2 separate regions of the Mus musculus genome follow, and region 1 is linked to region 2. The links are chromatin contacts, found by Hi-C or POLR2A ChIA-PET in ENCODE. All regions are on one chromosome and are shown on one strand. Each heading gives the region's core, a stretch centred on a gene start or an enhancer-like site at or near the end of the contact. The rest is flanking DNA. Distances are from core to core; before and after follow the strand shown. Region 1 overlaps Abtb2 (ankyrin repeat and BTB (POZ) domain containing 2). Region 2 holds the start of Abtb2 (ankyrin repeat and BTB (POZ) domain containing 2).

Region 1 (4,418 bases), core at 1,470-3,969, 96 kb before region 2:
TACAAGCTTGCAATCCAGGAGTGTTCCTCTTTCTCCACATCCTCGCCAGGAATAGAGATATTCTTAAATAGTAAAGCAAGCCTTGCTTCAGGTGGAATTATAGGATAAGAGAAGGCTTCAGACTCTTGAGGTGGCATGGCTATTCTGTAGGTGGCCAACAAGAAGGCAGACACTGGAGGACAAGGTGGGACTCCTTCAGCAAAGAAGGGAAAGAGCCAGATGTGGCAGTCTGGTCTCCCAGCTCCAATTCAAGCCACAGGTGGACCAGAGCACTGAAGTGTCAGTATACAGTGCCCACACTGTTATGGCTGGTGTGACCTGCTGTTTACAGCAACTCTGCGACCACACAGGCTTGCAGACTACAGGGCCCACCCTCAGTCTTTACACTTCTGCCTTGAAAAGAAACAGGGGTTGGGGGTGGGGCAGAGAAGAAAGGCCCTGCTTGACAAACAAACACGTGTGACACCTGGGACACTTCCATAGTAGGCATCACTCGGTTTCACTTTTCCTGACTCATGTAGCCACCAGTGGCCACGGAGAACTGGGTTCCTGAAAGCAAAGCTGGGGCTGTATGGGGTGGACGGACGAGAGAGGAATGAGACCAAGACAAAGTTTCTGATGAAGGCCCAATGTTTAATTTTGAGTCTAAATATTAAAGGGGGCGGGGGAACCCATCTCCCACGGTGTCAGGAACTCCTCGGGAAAACAAACTCAGCTGCTCAGCAGACAATGGCTTCTTGCAGAAAGCTGCAGACATGGCAGATCAATAGACTTTACCTAGGTCAGAACACTCCACCCTAGGTGGGCTAACCTACGGTGGCAAAAACAAGGTATGGTTCAGCCCGCTCAAGGCTGGTGGGAGGATACAGACTCAGATAAACGCTGGAATCAGTCAGGGAGGATGGGCCATCCTGTCAAATGCTTGACCCCATCCTAACTCATGGATGCTGTCCTCTATGAAAGAGAGACCAAACCCAGAACCCTCAGACAAGGACAAGGCTGCTTCCCTAGAGAGTACATACTGTCGACTGTGGAGGAGGTCGGGATCTGAGCAACATGGTCAGAGCATGCTTTTGAGCACCCTGTAGGTAACGGAACCCTAACTATAACATTCAGAATCCACATTGCAAGGGGCTGACGAGCCTGCAGGAGATGACACAGTTTGTAAGCATTCCAAGTTGGCCATTTTTTTAAATACTGAATTATAAAACTCACTCTTGCAAAGAAACACTCGAGTGACATTTTTGTATAGCCACAGTTGTAACCATAACTATTAATTCAAATGTGTTCGTCACTGTTCAAAGGAACTTGGACCCAATAACAGCGGAGCCCCCTTTTTCTACCTCTTCCACCCCAGAAACCAAATAGCTAATTTCAGATATTTCACATACATGAAACCACACAACATATGGCCTTTTGTGACTGTCTTTAGGGTTTTTTTTGGGGGGGGGATAAGGATGAGGGTCTCATGCTGTAGCTGAAACTGGCTTCCAACTCATGATCCTCCTGCCTCAGTCTTCTGAGTGCTGGGCTTATAGATGCGTACGACCACGCCTGATTACCACATTGTTCTATTTTACTTATTACACAACAGGCATTTCCTGTCTTTAAATGTCACTGAGGGTCACTGCTACCTGCCTCCCATTATGCTTCTTCATACGGTCTACCCTCCTCTCTTCTGAAGCTCACACTGTGCAGGAGGCGGTGGCAGGGCTCCTGGTTAGAACCCACCAAGGAAGGGAACAGAGTTCCCAGGAGAAGCCCCTGAGTGCCGGGGTGTGGACAGACACATGGCTAACATGGACATGTGCATGCTTTGCCTTTGCATCCTTGCCACAATTATTTTTGAGAAAGCAGAACAGGTATAAGTGAGCCTAAAGCCCACCTCCACACTCACATGTACATCATCCAAGAGCGTTTTTTTTTTTTTTTTTTTAAAATACAAACCATGCTATGGAGTGACACAGAACTGTGGAAAACACACACTTATCAAGCAAAATGAGGCTCCAAATACCTAAGGTATCTCGCAGAGTATGTAATACCTACATGGTACCTAGAATACAAGATGGCTCAAAAAAAAAATGGTACCTCTGGCCAGGGAGTGGACACAGAAGGCTCCTATAAGCTGGTGATGGGAGGGTGGTCACCCCAAATGTGATGGACCAGAGGGATGACTGCCCTTCTCTGACATATCAGCAGTCACTGACTGCTTTGTTATAAAGTTGACTTGACAATTGGCATTTGAAAAGATTTTGTTTGTATACTTACGTCTAAGCATATGTATGTGTACCAAGTGTTTATAAGTACCCATGGAAATGAAGATATTTCAGAGTCCCTGGAACTGCAGTTATAGGCAGTTTTGAGTGTGGTAGGTGCTGGGATCTGAACCTGGGTCCCTTGCAAGAGCAGCAAGCACTCTTAACCATGGAGTCATCTCTCTGGCCCCAAGAGAGGCTCGTCCTTTCTTATTTTCATTACAAACCTTACTACAGATTTGGCAACTTTTTCCTTTGTTTAAAATTGCCTGTGGCCTAGTAAGGGATTTCCCCCACTCCTGGCTCCTCCTGGCTGAAATAGAGACAGAGGTAGGAGTATTTCCCACCCTCCCCAAGGAGGCAATCTCTCAAAGGGAATCATGAGTCACTCAGATGAGCTTCCGGTGAGATCACATAGAGAAGCTATTTGTGGACACCTTGGCTGAGACAGCTGACAGCTGACTGACTCAGTGAGGCGGGGTTTGGGGGACAGGCACTCAAGCAGAAACCTGCTATAGTGGCTATGGAAAACTGTTAGGGTCCCCTCCCTGGACTTCTGAGAGCAGAGGCGATAATCAGAACCTCAGAGTCTTTCTTGTTAAATTACCTAGGACCTTCCCATCTAGAGACTCCTGGGTTACTTTCACTGACAAGACTGTGCATTTCATCCATCTGAGGCTGGCAAGGGTGGTACCAGGGCTGCTCCTGCCCCTGGCAGGAGGGATACAGTTCCAGTGCTGGGAATCTAAACTCCTAGGAACCTCTTAAATGCCAGCTCCACTCTGCATCTCATAGCACATGGGCACAGTGCTACAAATTTGCATGGTTAGCTGTCAGGCTGTGGTGAGCCTCAGGGATGTTCAGATGAGATTGCTCAATGAGATCCTTCCCAACGTGGCAGGGCAATGCTTTCTGCTCCTGTTAGTCTCAGGTTCTGGGAATCCTGGTTCTGCCCTGGCTCCACAGGAACACTTAGAGATTGCTTCATTAATTAGCTTACAAGTTTAATGTCTTCTCCCTTCTCTAAACCAAGACTGCGACTCCTCATGGCAACGATTACCTGAACAGAGGCTCAGGAAATACCTTGTGAAATAGCTGAATGCCACCAGCCAGCTGGCTGACCACCACCCTTAATGTCTGGGCCTGTTTTTATATCTGCTAAATGGGCATGGCTTCTCTCCTGTGTTTATACTCAAATTATATAAAGCCCTAATCCCAATGCTGATTCAGAATAAGAGTTCAATAAAGCACTAAACAGTAGCCTACCACATCCCAAAAACTTGATGAATTAGCTTTTGTTCGAGGAGTACCAAAGGGGAAGGAATGGGGGAGATCAAAAGAAACCCACCATCCTAAGAGGATTTATCTATTAGAGCCATCCAGGCTTGAGAGGGATCCCCTTGTTTCTCAGGCACAAAGCAGGGGTCCTGCTGATCCCACTTCTAGGAGGCAGTTGCAGCAATTCATCACTAATTGCCATTTGGCCATGCTTTTCTTGATCTAGAATGATGAGTCCCTGCTAAAGGGTCTAATTAGCCACAAGAGTCAGTCTTAGCTAAATGAACACTCTTCGTGCCCTCAGGTAAGGAGATAAGGCTGGCAAGGCTAAGAGAGGCTGCCCTTCCTGGAAACAGTGCTTCCAGGTAGCAGAGTCCTAAACCCAGAGGGCTGCAGGCAAGGCAAGGACCTACTGGGCTTCCCTGATGCCTACGCCCAGAGAAGCAATGACTACCAGGCTAAAACAGAGATGAGGATGGACTGACCTCCCTGTAGGGCTTCTGGGGACAGACAGCTAGCTCTGTGAGGAAGAGAAAGAGGCCCATGGAAGTTCCTGAAGATTCTTCTCAGGGGGAGATTAAACATGGACAAAGAGACATAGGCTAGAAGGGAGGGGTGGGAATAAAGAGAGAATGCAGGGGCTTTATTTCCCTTGAAAGAAGAGGTCACTGCGAACAGTCTATTCATTTGAAAAGCAAAATGTGCATTTTCAAAGAGCTGAGAGGTATGGACATTTTCTCCTTCCTTTGCTCTTGTAGATGTAGAGAAATCACATTTGTCTTCCTCCTCTGGCCTGTGTGACAGGTGGAAAACAAGGAACTCATTCTAATGTATTTTTAAAATTATATATATATATATATATATATTTAGTTAGCATATAGAACA
Region 2 (4,622 bases), core at 1,851-4,350:
CTTAAGGTCAGTCCGGCCACAAGTCTGACCAACTGGCTGTAAATACCCTCTTCTGATTTAGTATGCTAGAGTGGCTCACAGAATTTAGGGAGGCACTTATCTATTTCCTGGCTTATTTATAAAGGTTACAAGGCCACAGGTGAAGACCCCCACAGGACAACATAAGAAGGAAGGTGAGTCCCTTGTCCTTCTGGTGTTCAGCTACCCAGAAGCACCAGGAAACTTCTCCTCTTGAAGTTTGTTTTTTTGTTTATGAAGACTTTATTATACATGCATGATTGATTAGAATCTTGGCCATTGATTGATCATCAATTTAACCTTCTGTCTTGCCTCACCCCTCTTGTGGGAGGCTGGGGATAGAAGTCAGAAGGTACTAACCCTTTAAAGACTGCTTTATTCTTTCTGGTGACTAATCCCCACCCTGAAACTACCTACAGGTAGCAAGCTCTTACTTAGTCATTGCCATACAAGAATATATTTTCATTTTGGAGATTCCAGGAATTTTAGGGGTTGTATGCAGAAAATGGGGACAGAAACCTAAACACACAGTTCACAGTTTCACACTGCCAATAGACACTGGCTAGTTTATAAAAGTGGTCATCATATACAGAGTGCTAAGTACAGTGACTATTACTGGTATTCTACATTTTATCGTTCTAAATTTTGCTATCCAGAGTATGTTAAGCCACATTGTTCTAAAGTTTAGCTACCATGAGTATGTTAAGCCACGTCTAATTTGACTTTTCTCCCTTTCCAGGATCCACCTGGTCTCCTCCATTACCTGCTTATTTGCCACTGAAAGCTGCACACAAAGTGACCCTTCCAATTGGACCATAAGGTTGGTCCATCTTAAATAATACATGGTGGCCACCCCTGAAGCTGGTGTCAGATAAGCAGTCTGCTGTTGAATGCATGTCGTGCTCTAAACTGCCATAGCAAACGGCAAGTGCTTTGTTTTCACCCTTGGCTCTGAAGCCTTGCAATGCCTTCAGTTGGGGTGCAGCTACCCAGTGCTTAGTTTTCTAGACTCCGCGCCGTGCAGCTGCCCATCCCCCACACTCCATTCCCATAATGCGGTTTACTGAGCCTGTCATCTTTCCTTTCAGGAAAGCCTAAAAGGTTGTGCATTTAATTTAACATGAGGTTTTAATCAAATGCTTACTTGGCTAATGACAGCTGGAAAATTCAGCCCCAGAAGCCAGCGTGTGGCTCTTTCTGGGAAGCAGACTCAAGAGTCTCTGGTTTCCCTCACCTCTGGGCACATAGTATTAAGAGCTGGGAGCTCTCCCTCCACCTCCTGTCAAGAGGCCTGACTATGAGCACCATTAAGCCCAGGGTGCAGCACCAGAAACTGGGCTCTCCATTCTAATCTACCCATCCCATTTATCCAAGGCTCAGGTGTTGAGAGTACAGACCCCTGGGCTGCTTGCTGCCACAGTGCTGAGACAACACCAGAAGAACCACAATCTACCTATGGTGAGGTGAAAATAGACTCCTAGAGATCCAACTAACAGGGAAAACCGTAGCAGGGCAGCAAGACTCACTTTAGAGGGTTCAGGAGTAGTTTGGTCCACGCACCCATTCTCACTCAATTAGTGTACAGTCAACAGAACACTAACCACAACTTTATCCTCAAAAGTTAGACACCTAAAACAACCTTTGACAAGATTTCCACTTAAGAATTCTCCCAGAATTCCGGTGGTTCACTTCACAGCTTGCTCCTAAGAAAATCCACTCCTGGGGTGGCCCACCCAGCCTGTAGGTCAAGGTTCCCTTCACCCACACCCCCCTCGTGCTTACCATTGGCGTTCTTGCCACAGATGAGATGCTCATAGGGTTGCAGGACTCCCCAGAGCTCGGCGTCGTTGTTGATGACCATCTCCAAGGCCTCAGCGGATACCTCTCCACCTCCTGCCCCTCCGCCATCTGGGCTCTGGCTCGCCAGCACCCTGGCCCGGATCTCCTCCACCAGGTTCTCCATGCAAGCCGTTAGCGAGATGGCCGCGTACTCATGGATGCGCACGGAGATGCGAGTGTCCACCATCCAACGGAAGAAGCGGCCCACGGAGAAAGTGAGGCCGCAGCGCGCCGACTTGCCGCGGCGCAGCCCATCCCCAGCGCTCATGCTGTAGAGGGACAACGCCTTGACCGCTGCCAGTGCGCAGCTCTCGGCCAGCGCCCAGCTGTGCACCAGGCGCACCGCACTCTGCACCTCGAAGCGGGTGCACTTAGCGTGCAGCACGCTAAGGCGCTGCGCCTCCCGGGCCACGCGGATGAGCGCCCGGCGGAGGAGTCCGGCCAAGCGTCTCACAGCCTCGGCGGAGAACGAGGGCAGCCTCCGGCCGCCGACGCTTTTGCGGAGCACCCGGGCCACGTCTCCCTCGGTCCAAGGGAACTCCTCCAGCTCCGGGAGCCGCGGGCAGCGGGAGAAGAGGTCGGCCACTTCGGGATCCTCGGGCAGCACTGTGTTCACCGTGTCCCAGCTGTTGTGGCGGCTGTTCATGGAGCCGGAGTAGCACCACCAGGCCGCCCCGCGGTGCTGCTGCGCCGAAGAGTTGAGCGCCTGCGAGTTGGACTTGGAAGACGAAAGGCTGAGCGAGCGGCAGGAGTCGCCGGCCCCATACCCGGAGTCCAAGGTCAAGTCCTCCAGAGTCTTCAATGTGGAGCTGTATGTCCCGGCCATGGGGGAGCCTCCGCGCGCGGCCTCGCCGAGCGAGGGGCTCTCACTGTTCCATGCCCACTTGCCCCGGGGGAAGGGGGCGGAAACCAGCTCTAGGCTCTCGGAGGCGCCCTCCGTGCTCGCCGCGCCGCGCCTCGGGGCCGCAGCATCGCCCGCGCACAGGCCGCGGGAAGGTAGGCGAAGCTCTCAGCCGGCCGGAGCCCGACGCCGTCCGCGTTCAGTCGCGCCGCTGTCAGCGAACGGACTTCCCAGCCCTCCTCCTCTGAACTCGCGCCGCCAGCTCTCAGCTTCCCTTACAGAGCGTCCGGAGAGTCCATCACCACAGAAAGAATCCCGAGAAAACGGGGCGGCCACCGAAGAGCGAGGCGCCCGAGGTCCGTCTGGGACCAGCCGCTGAGAAAGCGCTCCACAAACTTCTACGGGGCGCGGGTTACAGACACAGATAGGTCCTCTGGAGCGGCCCGCATGCAAATACACCCGGGCGGTTCACCAATCATCAGCCACGCCGGGCAAGGGCTATGCCAATGGTTTCCGAGAGGGGCGGGAAATATGCAAATCACCGAGAATGGGGTGTAGCGGGTGGGTATGGCTGAGGGGGTTGGGTGGGGAGAACAAGCGAGCGAGCTGGCAAGGAGGTGGGGCGCAGAGACCCAGAAAGCCGGGGGAACCCGAAAACAGGCCCCAGCGCTGAGGATTAAAAGATAAACGAAAAGGAAAAGCCCCTATGTGCTGTCCCTTTCCCGCCTTCTATGCTTTAGACTTAGGCAGGCAGCTCCTTGTAAAGCTGTGAGCACCCAGCCCAGGGCAGTAGGAAAAGAAAACTGGGAGGAGACCCGACTCACCTTTCTTGTCGACTTTCTACCAAGCCCCTCCTCCTTCTCTTTTGAGAAATGAAAAGCTATTTATGTTTGGAGGGCAGGGGAGCACCTCTGCTTCTCTTCTCAGATCTATCTAGTTTTGTTTATATTGACTTTAGGCTCCAATCGAAACAGACTATCTTAAACTGGGACCTGAAAATAGCCCGGCACTCAGAGGCCTGTGATCACACCCCTGTATCCACTGTTACAGTCCACTGTTTTCCAAGGATTATCTAGGAGGTGGGAGTCCAAACCTAAAGAATGAACGGCTTTCCTCCTACCGGTGTACTATCAGGCGGATCCTTTTTGTCCAAGGTGGGAGGGAGTGCCTGCAAGGAACCAGATGAAAAACGAGGACCTGCGCTGAACACCTCGTGCATGCAGGTGTTCCCTTTTAAGGACTTGCTGGCATGATGTGCGGGTCCGCAGGTCTTCTTCCCCCTCGGGACTCGGTGCCTCCTGGGTACAGTGAATTGCTGTCCTTCCAGTAGCGCCCAGGTGCACCCCAAGCGGCTCGCTAGAGAGCTACTGATTGCATAGATCCACGCCCAGCTCTCGGAGGACCAGCTGCTCCTCCATAACTATTCACACGCACGTGCACAAGCGTGCACCAGCCCCCCTCCAGCAGGACTGCAAAATCAAAGCGCGGATTGTGCACAACGTTCGTCCCAAGTCCTCTTCGCCAGCTCCTGAATAGCTCCTTTGTGCTGTACTTTACAGTTCTGACCTTGGGCCGTGAGTTGGATACGAACTAGAAAAGTCTGGTTTGTCTCTTTCCTTAAATTAATGATCCCTTTCCCCATAAAGCGATTTTTTATTTGGCAGTTTTACTTAATTTTTTCCTTTCCTGGGGTACATGAGACGTTGCCTCCTGATGCCATAGAATTGGAAACAGAGTCAAGGACGGAAGTACTGTGCAAGGCATAAGTCATCAAATTAACAGAGTCACATTTTATAGAGGCGAAATTAGAAGTTAAATTAGAGGTTCAACTTGTCAGAAAACACGAAAAACCGTTTGATGGATTTAATACCCATTATGAGAAATATAATAAAGGAAATATCGTCCTCTAGTGGATATCCAGAGG

What was found. A loop is a pair of places that touch in the nucleus more often than their neighbours do. ChIA-PET counts read pairs that join two places held with the same protein, here RNA polymerase II (POLR2A).
Region 1: a loop to region 2 is called in a map of Patski, with 3 times the contacts of the local background. The contact joins the enhancer-like site here to the promoter of Abtb2 in region 2. A Hi-C loop is called at or near these places in 1 of 37 maps with a recorded cell type or tissue (Patski). POLR2A ChIA-PET finds 5 or more read pairs at or near these places in 3 of 5 experiments (Patski and embryonic stem cell).

Annotation. Positions count from the first base shown.
Region 1 is chr2:103,660,557-103,664,974 of GRCm38, reverse strand. All of the region lies in intron 1 of Abtb2 (ankyrin repeat and BTB (POZ) domain containing 2), which reads right to left. Among named protein-coding and RNA genes, the nearest start is that of 8030431J09Rik, 91 kb to the right of the region's middle. Within about 2 kb of position 2,719, at least 1 of the 3 ENCODE cell types and tissues checked has a DNase peak (open chromatin) inside an H3K27ac peak, as active enhancers do.
Region 2 is chr2:103,564,788-103,569,409 of GRCm38, reverse strand. It overlaps Abtb2 (ankyrin repeat and BTB (POZ) domain containing 2), which reads right to left and starts at 3,100. Exons shown (of 17, transcript NM_178890.3): 1 at 1,801-3,100. The coding sequence starts at 2,683.